Linked DNA regions of Homo sapiens: region 2 is linked to region 1. The links are chromatin contacts, found by Hi-C in ENCODE. All regions are on one chromosome and are shown on one strand. Each heading gives the region's core, a stretch centred on a gene start or an enhancer-like site at or near the end of the contact. The rest is flanking DNA. Distances are from core to core; before and after follow the strand shown. Region 1 overlaps SCAF8 (SR-related CTD associated factor 8). Region 2 overlaps IPCEF1 (interaction protein for cytohesin exchange factors 1).

Evidence for each region. Hi-C counts contacts between places; a loop is a spot of excess contacts on that map. Pooled maps may share reads with other maps.
Region 2: a loop to region 1 is called in a map with no recorded cell type, with 2.5 times the contacts of the local background. The contact joins two enhancer-like sites. A Hi-C loop is called at or near these places in 18 of 168 maps with a recorded cell type or tissue (A673, CD4-positive, alpha-beta T cell, CD4-positive, alpha-beta memory T cell and 12 more), 17 of 37 single-sample maps with no recorded cell type and 39 of 50 pooled maps.

The regions. Positions count from the first base shown.
Region 1 is chr6:154,811,346-154,818,367 of GRCh38, forward strand. SCAF8 (SR-related CTD associated factor 8) reads left to right here. Exons shown (of 20, transcript NM_014892.5): 13 at 4,371-4,471. Among named protein-coding and RNA genes, the nearest start is that of MIR1273C, 39 kb to the right of the region's middle. Within about 2 kb of position 2,831, at least 4 of the 41 ENCODE cell types and tissues checked have a DNase peak (open chromatin) inside an H3K27ac peak, as active enhancers do.
Region 2 is chr6:154,152,344-154,159,365 of GRCh38, forward strand. IPCEF1 (interaction protein for cytohesin exchange factors 1) reads right to left here. Exons shown (of 12, transcript NM_001130700.2): 12 at 2,153-7,022. It also overlaps a transcript of OPRM1 not described here. Among named protein-coding and RNA genes, the nearest start is that of OPRM1, 120 kb to the left of the region's middle. Within about 2 kb of position 3,893, at least 11 of the 41 ENCODE cell types and tissues checked have a DNase peak (open chromatin) inside an H3K27ac peak, as active enhancers do.

The DNA of each region.
Region 1 (7,022 bases), core at 1,581-4,080:
TTTAATTTCTCACTTAATTTGTCATGTTGTTGATTTCACTGTTTACACAGTTTTTTTTTTTTTAACCATTTAATTTTCTATTTCATTTTCCTTTAAGTTCTGGGATACATGTGCTGAACGTGCAGGTTTGTTACATAGGTACACAGGTGCCATGGTGGTTTGCTGCACCCATCAACCCGTCATCTAAGTTTTTTCTTTTTTTTAAATTATACTTTAAGTTCTAGGGTACTTGTGTACAAAGTGCAGGTCTGTTACATAGGTATACATGTACTATGTTGGTTTGCTGCACACATCAACTTGTCGTTTACATTAGGTATTTCTCCTAATGCTACCCTTCCCCCAACCCCCCATCCCCCTGACAGACCCCAGTGTGTGATGCTCCCCGCCCTGTGTCCAAGTGTTCTCATTGTTCAATTCTCACCTATGAGTGAGAACATGTAGTGTTTGGTTTTCTGTCCTTGTGATAGTTTGCTGAGAATGGTAGTTTCCAGCTTCATTCATGTCCCTGCAAAGGACATGAACTCATCCTTTTTTATGGCTGCATAGTATTCCATAGTGTATATGTGCCACATTTTCTTAATCCAGTCTATCATTGATGGACATTTGGATTGGTTCCAAATCTTTGCTACTGTGAGTAGTGCCGCAGTAAATACGTGTGCTGTTTACATAGTTTTTAACTGTGGAATTTATTTTTTATTTCTGTTTTATTTTCATGGGCACAACAAACAGCAAAAAAGAAAATAAAAAGCACGTGAATAAAAAACGCATAACCAAATACAGGCATACCTTGTTTTATTGCACTTCACTCCATTGTGCTTTGAAGATACTGCCTTTTTTTTTTTTTTTTTTTTTTTAAATAGGTTGAAGGGTTGTGACCACCCTATGTTGAGTACCTCTCTTGGCACTATTTTTCCAATAGCAGGTGCCTACTTTGTCTCTATGTCAGCTTTTTTTTTTTTTTTTTTTTTGCAAAAAGTATTTTAAAATTAGGGTATGTACATTTTTGTTTTTAGACATAATGCTGTTGCACACTTAATAGGTTACAGTGTAGTGTAAACATATCTTTTGTGTGCACTGGGAAGAACAACTTATGTGCCTTAACCTTACTGTGATATCTGCTTTATTGTGGTGGTCTGGAACCAAAGTTGCAGTAGCTCCAAGGTATGCCTATACAGTGAAAAATAATCTCTGATTGTTTACCTCACAACTCTCCTTATTCAAAAGCAGTATCAATTTCCTGTGGTTTGTATTCTTTCTTAACACATTTTAAACATATGGTAGTGTTTTCATACGATTTATTGGTCTTTAGCATGGATTTTAGAACATAAGGTTTTCGTGAATAGTCTAGGGGATATAAAGCACCAGTGAATAATAACATTCCAGGAATCAAGTGTCCCTTCTGCATGGGATGACAAGAATCATTAATGCTTTCTGGGGAAAATAATGGAGTTTCCTATGGGAAAAATGTGTAGAGAGATAATATTGAAAGAGATGGGAAATACAGAACAGAGTTCAGGGAGATTAAGGCAGCTGGAATATGCAGAACCAGTAATAAAGAGGAAAAAGAGAATGCCAGGTGCAGCGGCTCACACCTGTAATCCAAGCTACTTTGGGAGGCACAGGCCAGCAGATTGTTTGAGGCCAGGAGTTTAAGACCAGCCTGAGCAACAAAGTGAGATGCCATCACTACCGCCAAAAAAAAAAAAAAAATTAGTTCGGCAAGGTGGTTCACACTTCTGTAGTCCCAGCTACTCAAGAAAGAGGTGGGAGAATCACTTGTGCCTAGGAGGTTGAGAAGCTGCAGTGGGATATGATTGTGCCACTGCACTCCAACCTGAGGAACAGAGCAAGACCCTATATCAAAACAAAACAAAACAAAAAACAGAAGAATCCTTAAGGCTGAGTATACTGGCTCAAACCTATAATCCCAGTACTTTGGAAGGCCAAGGCGGGAGGATTGCTTGAGGCCAGGAATTTGAGACCAGCCTGGGAAGAGCAAAACCATGTCTGTACTAAAAATAAAAACTTAGCCAAGCATGGTGATGGTGTGCCTATAGTTTCAGCTTTTGTGGAGGCTGAGACAGGAGGAGGCCTTAAATCCAGGGAGTAGGAGGCTGCAGTGAGCTATAATTAGGACATTGCACTCTAGCCTCAGCCTGGGTGACAGAGCAAGACCTCGTCTCCAAAAATAAAGGGGCGGGGGGATCTTTTCCATGACAGAGCCCCAGACTTCTGTTAAGGTTTTGTGGTAGATTGGATAATGGCCCCCTAAAAGGTATCTACATTTAAATCATTGGGATTTTTAAATATGTTACATTGTATGGCAAAAGGGACTTTTCAGGCCCTTTTAAATTAAAGATCATGAGGTGGGGAGATGAACCTGGATTATCCAGAAGGCCCAGTTTAATTACACGGGTACATAAGAGGGAAGCAAGTACGTTGAAGAGAAAAGGTGATGTGATAATGAAAGGAGAGAGAATTTGGGAAATGTGGAGGTGGTTTTGAAGACGAAGGACGGGACCATGAGCCAAGGAAGGCAGGCAGCTTGTAGAACCTAGCAAAGGTAAGGAAACAGATTCTCCCCTAGAGCCCTCTAGAGGGAATGCGTACCTGCTGACCCATAGTAGATCTTCAGAACTATAAGAGAATATATTTGTTTTATTCTAACTTCATGTTATTTTGTTATAGCAGCAATAAAAAACTGTTACAAGGCTAGGCATGGTGGCTTGCCTCTGTAATTCCAGCACTTTGAAATTACTTGAGACCAGGAGTTTGAGACCAGCCTGGGCAACGTGGTGAAACCACATCTCTGCTAAAGATACAACAAAAATTAGCTGAGCATGATGACGCACACCTGTAGTCCCAGTTACTCGCGAGGCTGAGGATCACTTGAGCCCGGGAGGTGAAAGTTGCAGAGAGCTGAGATCGCATCACTGCACTCCAGCCTGGGCAACAGAGTGAGACCTGTCTCAGAAACAAACAAACGAAAAACAAACCTAATGCAGAGCTCCTTGAGACTTTGGTTGAAGATTAAATTGAATATGCATAGGGTAAGACTTACAGGAGATAAACAGCTTGCAGGGAAAGAACAATGACCAGGGACTCTGTGTTAGCTAAGTGATTCCTAAAGCTTACACAGGTCTAGAAGATGTTAGAGTTCTGACTAGCCAGAGTGGAGAGACCTGGTTGAAAAGCCTAGGGCACTCAGTAGTGATCTTGCCAAGGGTACCTTCATGTGGGGCTAAATTAGCCATAGAGTAAAACCTGCCTGAAACCTGTCTTATTATAGATCAAAGGTAGCCAGAAATGTGGACATTGACATAAATCCAAATATAACATATGAAAATTCTGCAAAGGTGTCAGCTATAAATATTTTTTAAATAAATGTCTTCTGTAAAAGGAGGCATTCGTGGAGGCATGAACTGTACAGCTGAAAGTAGGCAAGGTGTCTCATGTTTAATATTTGTTAAGGGGATGTGGCTTTCAACAGTTAAGTATCTTTAAGTCTTTCAAGGGGTTAAGGGGTTCTGATTTGGCCATTTTCCCTTTGTATCTTCCCAGAAAGGATTGTTTCCTTAAGGATAAGATGCTGTTTTTAGATTTATCTCTTGATTAGGGAGACACATTCACTTAATCCTTCCAGTACAGAAAGACGCTTAAAAGGTTCACAGGCCGGGTGCGGTGGCTCACGCCTGTTATCCCAGCGCTTTGGGAGGCCGAGGCGGACAGATCATGAGGTCAGGAGATCGAGACCATCCTGGCTAACATGGTGAAACCCCGTCTCTACTAAAAATACAAAAAATTAGCCGGGTGTGGTGGCGGGCGCCTGTAGTCCTAGCTACTCGGGAGACTGAGGCAGGAGAATGGCATGAACCTGGGAGGCGGAGCTTGCAGTGAGCCGAGATTGTGCCACTGCACTCCAGCCTGGGCGACAGAGTGAGACTCCGTCTCAAAAAAATAAATAAATAAATAAAAGGTTCACAAATGGGATTACGGTGAGAAGTGGGTTTGAAACTTTGTTGCACATTAGAATCACCTAGGGAATTTTACAACTCTCAGTTCCTGTCTTTGACACTGCATGCCACTCATCCTCTTAGAATGGGACCCTGGCATCCACAGATGGTTCAGGTGTGCAGCCAAGCTTGAAAACAGGTGACATGTAAGTGGTTGACTTGGCAGAGATGTGAATTAATACTTGTGATTTTAGTTGTTTTTAAACATAACAGATGCAAGTGTTCATTGACAATTATTTTTAAATATATTATCTTAAATTTAATTATTATGTGTATTACTGCTTTTTCCTCAATTACTTTTCAAAGAAGTAACTATGTCTAAATGATTTAGGTCATTTGTCTCTTGTGTCTTGACAGTATGTAGTACTACTCTCTGGGTTGGGCAAGTGGACAAGAAGGCAACACAGCAAGACTTAACCAACCTGTTTGAAGAGTTTGGACAGATTGAATCCATTAATGCAAGTATCAGTTCTTAATAATTTAAGGTTTTAAAAAAGGAGGTTTTTATTAATACAAAGAATCACTTCTGTTCCTAATTAGCCCAGTAATGTCTGCCTTAAATAATACACATCTTTAAAAGGATTGCTTTACTTTGATAATGTCTGTGTTTATTTTGGTGCTGTTTCTCTCCTTAATTATTTTTATTTTTTAGTGGAATTCTAACAAAATGTTCTTGAGTTTTATAGCAGTGTACCATGCTTGATTCCTGACATCATCAAATGTTTGAGTTAGCAGGAACCCTATGTGTGGTCTGGTTTAATTCCTTTTTTTAAAAAACTGTCTCTGAGGAAATGGAGAGTTCCACAGAATTGTAGTCACTTGCACATGACCACAGAAGCAGTCGTGGAGACACAGCTGGACTTAGGATCCCAGTTTCTTTTGCCTTTTTCTTCTCACTCTCTCACCCTCTCGTGCTCTTTTACTCTCTTTTTTATCAAACAGAGCAAATGTTAGGTAAGAAAATCAGTATGGCCAGCGAATTGCTAGTAAGTTGAGCATAACTCTTTCACTCTTGATTCTTGCACTAGTTTTGCACCACTCAGTCTCCTCCTTTGAGTCTGTGTTTTATTCTTCATGAGGCCTGATGCTTTTCCCTGAGGGTCAGACATCTTTGGTTAGCTATTTTAATTGTTCTTTTATTTAAAAATTACGTGCTGTCTTTCTTCCTCCTGCTGTGTGGTGAAATGTTTTGTAGTCATTTGTTTGGGGAGACATTTATCCATCCATCCATCCATCCATCCTGGTAAACAGGAAGTATGAGGAGACTTAATTCATCAGGCGTCTGATTTCATTCCCTGTGGTTACAGTTTTATGTCTGTGGGATCTTTTTATCATTATTTATCAGAAAATTGCCCAGTTTTCCTTTCTAGTCTTAGTTCCCAGTCTTCCTTAAATGGCCAAACTTGACTTTTCTGTAATAGTAACAGAATTCTTTATTTGAGTTGAGTTGAACCATTTTGCATCTTACTTTTGACTGTGTGTGATCTTTTTGGAGCCTCATAAGAAGCTGGTTAAGTAATTCAAATACTGTTGTTTTCTAATGAGGAAACTAAGTGATTTGCTTGAGTTACACAGGTGATAAAAAGATGATTGGTTATGGATTTCAACTTGGGTACTTCAGATTTCTCTTTCTTTACCACAAGAGTGCTGTCGACCTCTCTTATTCTTTTGTCTTTTTAGATTTTACCTGTCAAAACATCACTGTCTTTCAGAGTCTATAATCATATACTTTCTCTGAAGTTTCTTTCTGATTTACCCCTACCTTTAAACTAGTGATTCTCAGTTCTAGCTGCATATCAGTAATATGTCCTGACATTTGAAAAATTAGGGATGCCCATGCTCGATGTCTTCAAATTTTTAGCAAAGTGTCACAGCTGCATAGGTGGTTCTGACGCACAGCAGGAATCATTGCTCTGAACAGACCTTGCATCCAAGTAGCATTTTGGATTTTCCTGTTTGATGATCGTATTTGTAATCTTTCTTGTATCACGGTCCCTTGAGCATCTGTTTGCCTTATCCCTCTCCTTTATTGTATTATGTTTTGAGAGCATAGTACTTATAAATAATAAGCACTAAGTTATTTTGTGAAATGAAGATTCATAATCCACTCATTTAATTTTGGGGACTTCAAAGACAAAGTCCATTCAGTTTGGCATTTAGTAGGTCATTGGTGAGCTTGAAGAGAGTAAAGTATTTTCCAGTGGGTTGGTGAGGAATTAGAGCTAGATTGTAATAGATAAAGAAGAATGTCAAGGTTTAGATATATTTCTCTTTTAATAAGTTTGATATTAATATTAAAGAGGCAGTAGCTTGAAGTGTTAGCAAGGCTGAGGAAAAGGTTTCTATGTAAGCTTTAATAACAGATATGGCTTATTAGGTATAGAGTGAAAATAAAATGATAGAATGCCTTTTGAGTTTCTCAGAAAGAAACAAATGCTGTGAATAGTTTTCTGAGTTAATATATTAAGGATAATTGTATGGTCTGGTGTAGAATAGTTAAATGCTTTATAAATCAGTCTCAGATCTTAACACTGAGGCTATTTTCTTTATGTTAAAACTTTGCCAGAAGCACTTGAACAAAATAAAGTTTTATAAGACTGAAAATTTTTATCATCAATTGTTTCAGATTATGGATTTTATATTAAGGATAAGATAATTCCCCAAAAGAAGAATCCTCTTTGCATTACTCAGTATAACATTTGGAAAAATTGAAGTAATATTAGGAATAAATTGTTGCCTTCAAATATTTTGGCCATATAATACTACTTTCCTTTTATCTGGTGGTATTATGTATACGAAGTTATACATTTTGTTTTGTTTTTAATAGTTCTTTTTCTGTATTCAGAAAATATTGCCATGTGATATTTAAGATTTCACATTTATCGTGGCTTATGATACCTAATTGAGTTCTGAATTTTGGGATTTTAAAAATTGAGTTATTAATTGTACATGAATTGTACCTACTAATAAACAGCTGGAGGAAGAAAGGGGAAAATAAGTCAGTAATCT
Region 2 (7,022 bases), core at 2,643-5,142, 660 kb before region 1:
AAAGGAAAGAAAGAAAGAAAGAAAGAAAGAAAGAAAGAAAGAAAGAAAGAGAAATAGTGTTCAGGTTGTGGTTACACAGGTCAGGACCAATGAAATTCTGTATTTATCCATGCATTTCAACAGCAACATCCACTCAGAAAAGCCCCCTCACACTGTCATGGGGGAAGAGGCTGCAGACTAGGTCAAATCCATCAGTCTGACATGGCACCAAGCAGATCATAAACCTAAGATGTTAAGGCCTAAATTATCCTTTGCTTGATGATACTTGATTCTCAAAAGTGATTTTTTAATGCTTTGTCTTTAAATGCAGGTATTGTGAATACCTGATCTGATAATTAAAATATTGTCCCCATTGCACCTGTGCACACATAATTTTTATTTTTGTTTCTATTTATTTTATTTTTGAGACCAGGTCTTGTTCTGTCACCCAGACTGCAATGCAGTAACCTGATTATAGCTCACTGTAGCCCCGAACTCCTGGGCTCAAAGGATACTCCTGCCTCAGCCTCTCACGTAGCTGGGACCTGGGACTACAGGCATGTTCCACCACACCTAGCTATTTTTTTTTTTTTTTTTAAAGAGACAGGGTCTCATTATGTTGACCAGTCTGGTCTCAAACTCTTGGCTTCAAGCAATCCTCCCGCCTCAGCCTCCCAAAGTGCTAGAATTGCAAACATGAGCCACAGCTCCCAGCACTTGATTTCTTAAAAGCCAGAAATTTCTTGCTTTTCCCCTCATAAAGATGAATTATCTTTCCTATGGTGAACATACCTTGAAGTCAAATTCAAGTTACGGGGTGTGAAAAAGGACTTTCATGCTTCTAGCTAAAACGTGGAATTCCTGGGATTTCTGGGAGGTGTTGCTGGTCCACGGGGACTCAGCAGGATATTTGAAAGGGAGATTTGCAGTAAGCAGGATAGTGTTCAGTCCTAATCACTGGAACCTGTGTAGACGTAACAAAGGGGAATTTAGGCTGCAAATCAACTGACCTTCAAATAGATTCACCTGGATTATCCAGGTGAGCCTGTTGTAATCACAAGGTTGCTTAAAAGAGCCCCGGCCAGGACCGGTGGCTTACGCCTGTAATCCCGGCACTTTGGGAGGCCGAGGCGGGCAGATCTCCTGAGGTCAGGAGTTCAAGACCAGCCTGCCCAACACGGCGAAGTCCCGTCTCTACTGAAAATACGAAAAATTAGCCAGGAGTGATGACGGGTGCCTGTAATCCCAGCTACTCAGGAGGCTGAGGCAGGACAATCACTTGAACCCGGGAGGCGGAGGTTGCAGTGAGCCAAGATCACGCCACTGCACTCCAGCCTGCGCGACAGAGTGAAACTCTATCTCAAAAAAAAAAAAAAAAAGCCCCAGGAGGAGGCGAGGAGAGAAGGAAGGCACCAGGTGCAAGTTGCTGACACCGAAGCTGGAGGAAGAAGCTCAGAGACAAGCGAAGTGGGGCACCTGTAGCCCAGGGAGTGGGCAAAGAAATGGATTCTCCCCCAGAGCCTCCACAAGGAGTGCAACCTTCCTCGAACTGTGAGTTCACAAATTTGTTGAAGCTGCTCTATTTGTGGTAATTTGTTATATCAGGAATAGGAAATAATATGAGATTGTTCCCGAAATCAGGAAACGCATGGTGCCTATACCTTTTACTAATACCTTTGGTCTAAAATAATTTTTCCTGCTTCCATGTAGGAGCCTAGAAATATTTGGTGGTGGCAGGACAAAGAAGACAGAAGGTGGAGCTTGGCTTGTGAGGTGAGACTTGGGAGAGAGTCAGGAACAAAATGAAAACTGTGTGTGTAGACAGCAGTCAAGGAGCATGAATCAGTTCAAATGCAGGCTGATTCCCTCTGATCAGTGGATCCAAAGAAAGGCAATTTATTAGGCTATTTCATTATTTTCTTTGTTCATTTTCAAATAAATATCTCATATGTTTTAAGCAGCTTGTGTACCACATTTTGTAACTTTTATAATATGCAAATTTTAAAAATTCTTTAAACAAAATGTGGGTGCCTAGAAATAATAAGTAATACAATGTGCAAGTCAAATTTAGTGGTCCAATGGCAATTTTTGAAAAATCTAAATATTATTGTATTAATAAACCTGTAACTTGAGAACCACTGGAAAAGACCACATCGATTATTGTTGAAACAGATTTCCAATATAATTAGATCTTTTATTTAAAAATAAAAACAAGTCTAGAAGCGATTTTGATGACTGCCACCAGAGGGCACTGTAACCTTGTTGTAGACGATCAAAACGCAGCCATTAAACACTTCCAGCCACATGTTTATTTCTTTGAGAAAGCAACACTGCAGGACAAAAATGAACACCAGTAGTATATTTCAACTTTTTTTTCATGTCATTTGCCTAGATATATTTTTTTCTTATTTTTATTTTTATCTTACAAGTCAACCTCAAAAACATAAAGCAGGAGAGAAATGAGCCATGCCTCTTTTTCAGTTTAGAGGGGTAGCTGACACAGGATGAGAGCACAGTAAAACTTAAGCTAAGATTTCCACATTAATATCTTGCCCCCAAACACCATGCAGTGCTAAAAGTCACATTCCCATCATGCAAGCACATTAAAATATATGGCGATTAAAACTCCTGGTTTCTATTTTACGGCATTTGCTCTTTCCACGAGGCACACTTCCCTTTTGGGCTAAAGGTTAAAAAAAAAAAATTCAAATACAATGAAGAATCCATTATTTTCAATGTTTTCTATGTGGTTCTGGGGTCATGTGGGAAAGAACTGAGATGTGCTGAAGAGGCAAGGGAATTGCTTCCTGCCCCACGACACAGAGAAACGTGTGTCTGCTCAATGCCTCATTCAAGGAGACGAGTGGCTTTCTGTGAGGAGAGAAATTATCCCCCTTCCACAGTCCATTTCATACAGGCTGCAAACATTTAGTTTCAGGGACTTTTATTTTCAATTATGTATTACAAAACCCTGGGCAGGGCAGTCATCTCCCAGTTCTAGGATTCAATTTCTCCTGTGAGGTATACAAAAGAAATTGGAAGAGAAATAAATTGGAAAACCACAATTGGATATCATATTCTTGTTAGACTGAAGAAGAAATGCCCCCTAAAACTATGTGGATATGGCAGCTTTTCTGTACTTAACATTACTCATTAAATCATGTATGTGGCTATATCAAAATACTGTCTTTCGGCCAGGTGTGGTGGCTCACACCTGTAATCCCAGCACTCTGGGAGGCAGAGGCAGGCAGATCACCTGAGGTCAGGAGTTTGAAACCAGCCTGGGCAACATGGTAAACCCCGGTCTCTACTAAAAATATAAAAATTAGCCGGGCGTAGTCCCAGCTACTCGGGAGGCTGAGGCAGGAGAATCACTTCAACCAGGGAGGCAGAGGTTGCAGTGAGCTAAAATCGTGCCACTGCACTCCAGCCTGGGCAACAGAGCAAGACTCTGTCTAAAAAAAGAAAAAAAAAAGTATTTCTTACTAAGAGATAATGTACCTATGAATTTAAACATGTCTTAAATTTGAATAGCACTTCTTTTCAAAAGACTTAAAAATATTTTTTCTTTGAATCTGTTTCATCTCTGTGACATTGTTTGTGACTGGAGTGCTACCTGAGTAAATTATCATGATTACATGAAAAGCAATTAAGAGAAGAAGGTCAAAGGACCAACCTCTAATCACTAAGTTTGGTCTCTAACATTTGACAGCACATGCCTCAAAAAGCAAACAAAATAAACACTCTCCATTTCTTTAAATATATGTTTTTCATCCAAGGATCACACAGCACCTCCCAAGTAGTCTAATGTACAGAAAGAAAAGAAAGGAAACACAGCATGATTAGGTGAAACCCCAATCCATAGACAGCCCGCCAGCAGGTTGAGGCAGGACCACTAGGAGGAGACTGTGCTCAAGCACAGAGAGGGCCCTTTAGGTTTCAAATGGAGAATTTAGCCAAACAGCCACCAGGGCCAGCCGTATGCTAAGCCCAGTGCAATGAAACACACGCTCCCAGTCAAACTTCTTGGTTTCCTAGTGGGCTATGTGCCAACAGCAACTTCACAAGGTAACAGGTGAAGCGAGGTGGGGGGCGGAGAGGAGGAAATGGGCAGAGAGCCGCTGGGAGTCCTGAGACTCAAGTTCCTGCTTCATCACTGGGGGCTCCGGGCCAGGCACTTCACTGTAATAATCCACAATCATCTCAGAGCATGGGGCAGCGGGAGGGGGCTGAAAACACACCAATTTGCAAACTACAAAGTGCTGTGTAAATGTAAGGCATGGGTTTCACATTGAAATCTGACTCCAAACACAATCTCTTTCTTACGCTTCCTGGAGTCTTTGTAATCCTATACTTTAGGAGTCTTTCTAGGCCTTTGATCCTATTCTGAGATTTGAGCTGTTGTGGCAAAACTAAGAATTCTTTAAAGCAAAAGACGCCCTTGCAATGCAGGGCTCAGAGTGTCTATTTGCAATATATCAACCAGTGAAGGCATCACATCAGGCTCCGTTCTGGATCTACAGGCTAACAACAGAGGGAAAAGGTCCTCTTCACAACCCCAAAGAGGAGTCCTCTCCAAATCCTAATCTTTAGCAGGTGCCACAGATTTGGATCTACGTGTGCTGAGAGATTCTCCACTTCCTTCCTGAGCAGCCATGGTTTTCTCTCTCATTCCACAGCTCACAGACACTGCAGGACTGGGTATAGGAATTGGCCCTTGGACCCCAGGAAACTACCCCAAATGCATTTCAGAGATGACCCGGTCTCAAGAAATATACTGAAAGTAATCCAGTTTTCCCAATATTCTTTGGACCAGAAAAGTGGCTTGAGGCCAAGAGAGAGAAGCCCATGTCTTCCTACATTAAGTGTCACGGAAAGTGTCACCCACTCTCCCTCTCACTCCTGTCTATCCCCCCACCCACGTCTTAGTGGCCACAGCCTAGGCTGAGAACTCACAGAAGCAGCCCTACTTTCTAGCACAACCTGGTCAAAAGCAAAATAATTTACAGGGGGAAAAACACGAATGAGCAGGCAATGGGGCTCCAGAAAGCCAGGTGCAAAATTGTGAAGTTCAGTTTCCCTTTCACTTTGGGAAGCTCTGCAAAGTAAGCTTTAACTAGCAAAGCAAAAACTTCTAGGCTAATGTTCTTGACTTTGAAAAATAAATTTAAGCCTTGGCTAAGTAATCCCAGGGATCTTTTTTGCCTTAAGTTTCAATGGTACTAAAGGAGTTTACAGTTGAAAGGCTGGGGAAATATGTCTTCACGAAAAGCCAAAGGAAAGCATTCAAAGCTATTCACAAACCCTGCTCAAAAGTGTCTGGAGCTCTTCAATTTAAGAAAAACTGGAAGTCTACAGGCTGGTGTTGCAAACCAAAGAAAAATAGGTGGAAGGGCACTTTATGTCACACTGTTATTTCTGCTATTGTTATTTGTTGTTCCTTCAATACTCTTTACATTGCCAATCCTAAATAATTTCCCTTCTGGTATCTGCTAATCACAGAAAGAATCAGTAATTTCCAGGGGCAAAAGGTTAAAGCACTGCTTTCCTAAACCAGGGCATCAGGGTGCAATCTGAGGATCTGAATGTTCTCTCTGTCAGGTCACCACAGGTCAAACTCATCTTCAGTGGCTTCCCTAGGTGGAGAAGTACCCACATGTTTGCTGGGCCAAACTGACTGGCCTGGCCTCTTATCTTAGAGAAGTTTCTAGCAGTACAACTTGCTTCTTGTTTTTTGTTTTTATTTCTTAATGCTAAGGTTGTTTTTTGTTTGTTTGTTTGTTTACAGAGTATTAAGGCTTCTTAGTAAAGCTTGGGGAACTATTCAACAACTATTTCCATTTTGTTTGCAGATATAATTCAGGTGGTTCCTTCCATTTGAATGTCAAGCCACACTTTGAAGCTATAAAACAAAATAGGTTGTGTGAACAATTTGTTACGGGTAGGCAGGGCCAACATGGGTACTTGGTGGGTTGTGGTTATTCCTATGGTGAGAAATATTCATGGTGATTAGTAAGGGAAGACTTTCATATTGTTTCTCTATAGCTCTCTTTAACACAATGATTTCTAAATTTCTATTAGTCTTTAATGAAAAGATGACATTAGTTGTGTTGCCTTTGGTCTAAGGTTTGCAGGCATAAATGGCACAAAGCTTAAAGTTTATTTAATAGAAAGGATAATCTAAGATGAAAGTCCTTTGCTGGTTAAAAGAGTGACTTACAAGAGATAGAAATCTAAATTTAAGAGCTCATGGGGGTTGGGGTGGGGAAGAAAATGAAAAATTATGAATGCATGCCCCATTTTTTTCCCACAAGATTTCCTGAGCATTCCTCAGACACAGTGCAACATCATAACACCAGTGAATCAATAGTATTTCTATTTTTCTCAAGCAAAAAGTATAGACTCATCAAATATATACTAAGCACAATATATAATAGTATATCATCTTTTAAACACTAGTAATTTGAACTTCTATAAATATATTTAAATAACAAACATAGCTATTCACATAGCACACAAGTGACATATAAACATACAAAAATAAATCCCTCATGTTTAACTCTTTTGTTGCTTCCATGGGTTTTTGTTTTTTTGTTTTTTTGAGTAAAGATATTAAAACAATTCAGATGCCAAAGTCGTCTTGTCAATATTGATCCTGGGAAACCTGGATATAAATTCACACTATGTATAGGGATCACAGCCAAGGACAAGAGCAGTAGACATTCTTTGCGGAACATATTCCTATCTCCTACCATTGAGTAGGAAAGCTCAAAGGAAGTAGAGGTCTCCAATTGTGATGAGATGTTTTCTCTAGCTGTTGTAAGGAAAGGAAACATTAATCAGATCCCCTAACCTGCATAAAGTGTGAAAACACCAAGCTGTCCTTTGAATGAGTGGAATATGGAACACGCCTCCTCCTTCAGCTCTCCCACATGCCACTGTCTATGAAGCATTTCTCATCACATGGAAAAGGCACCACCATTCCATACCAAAGGCAAGGAATTTTTGTTCTGCAACACCACGTTTGTCCTTCCAGTCACTGC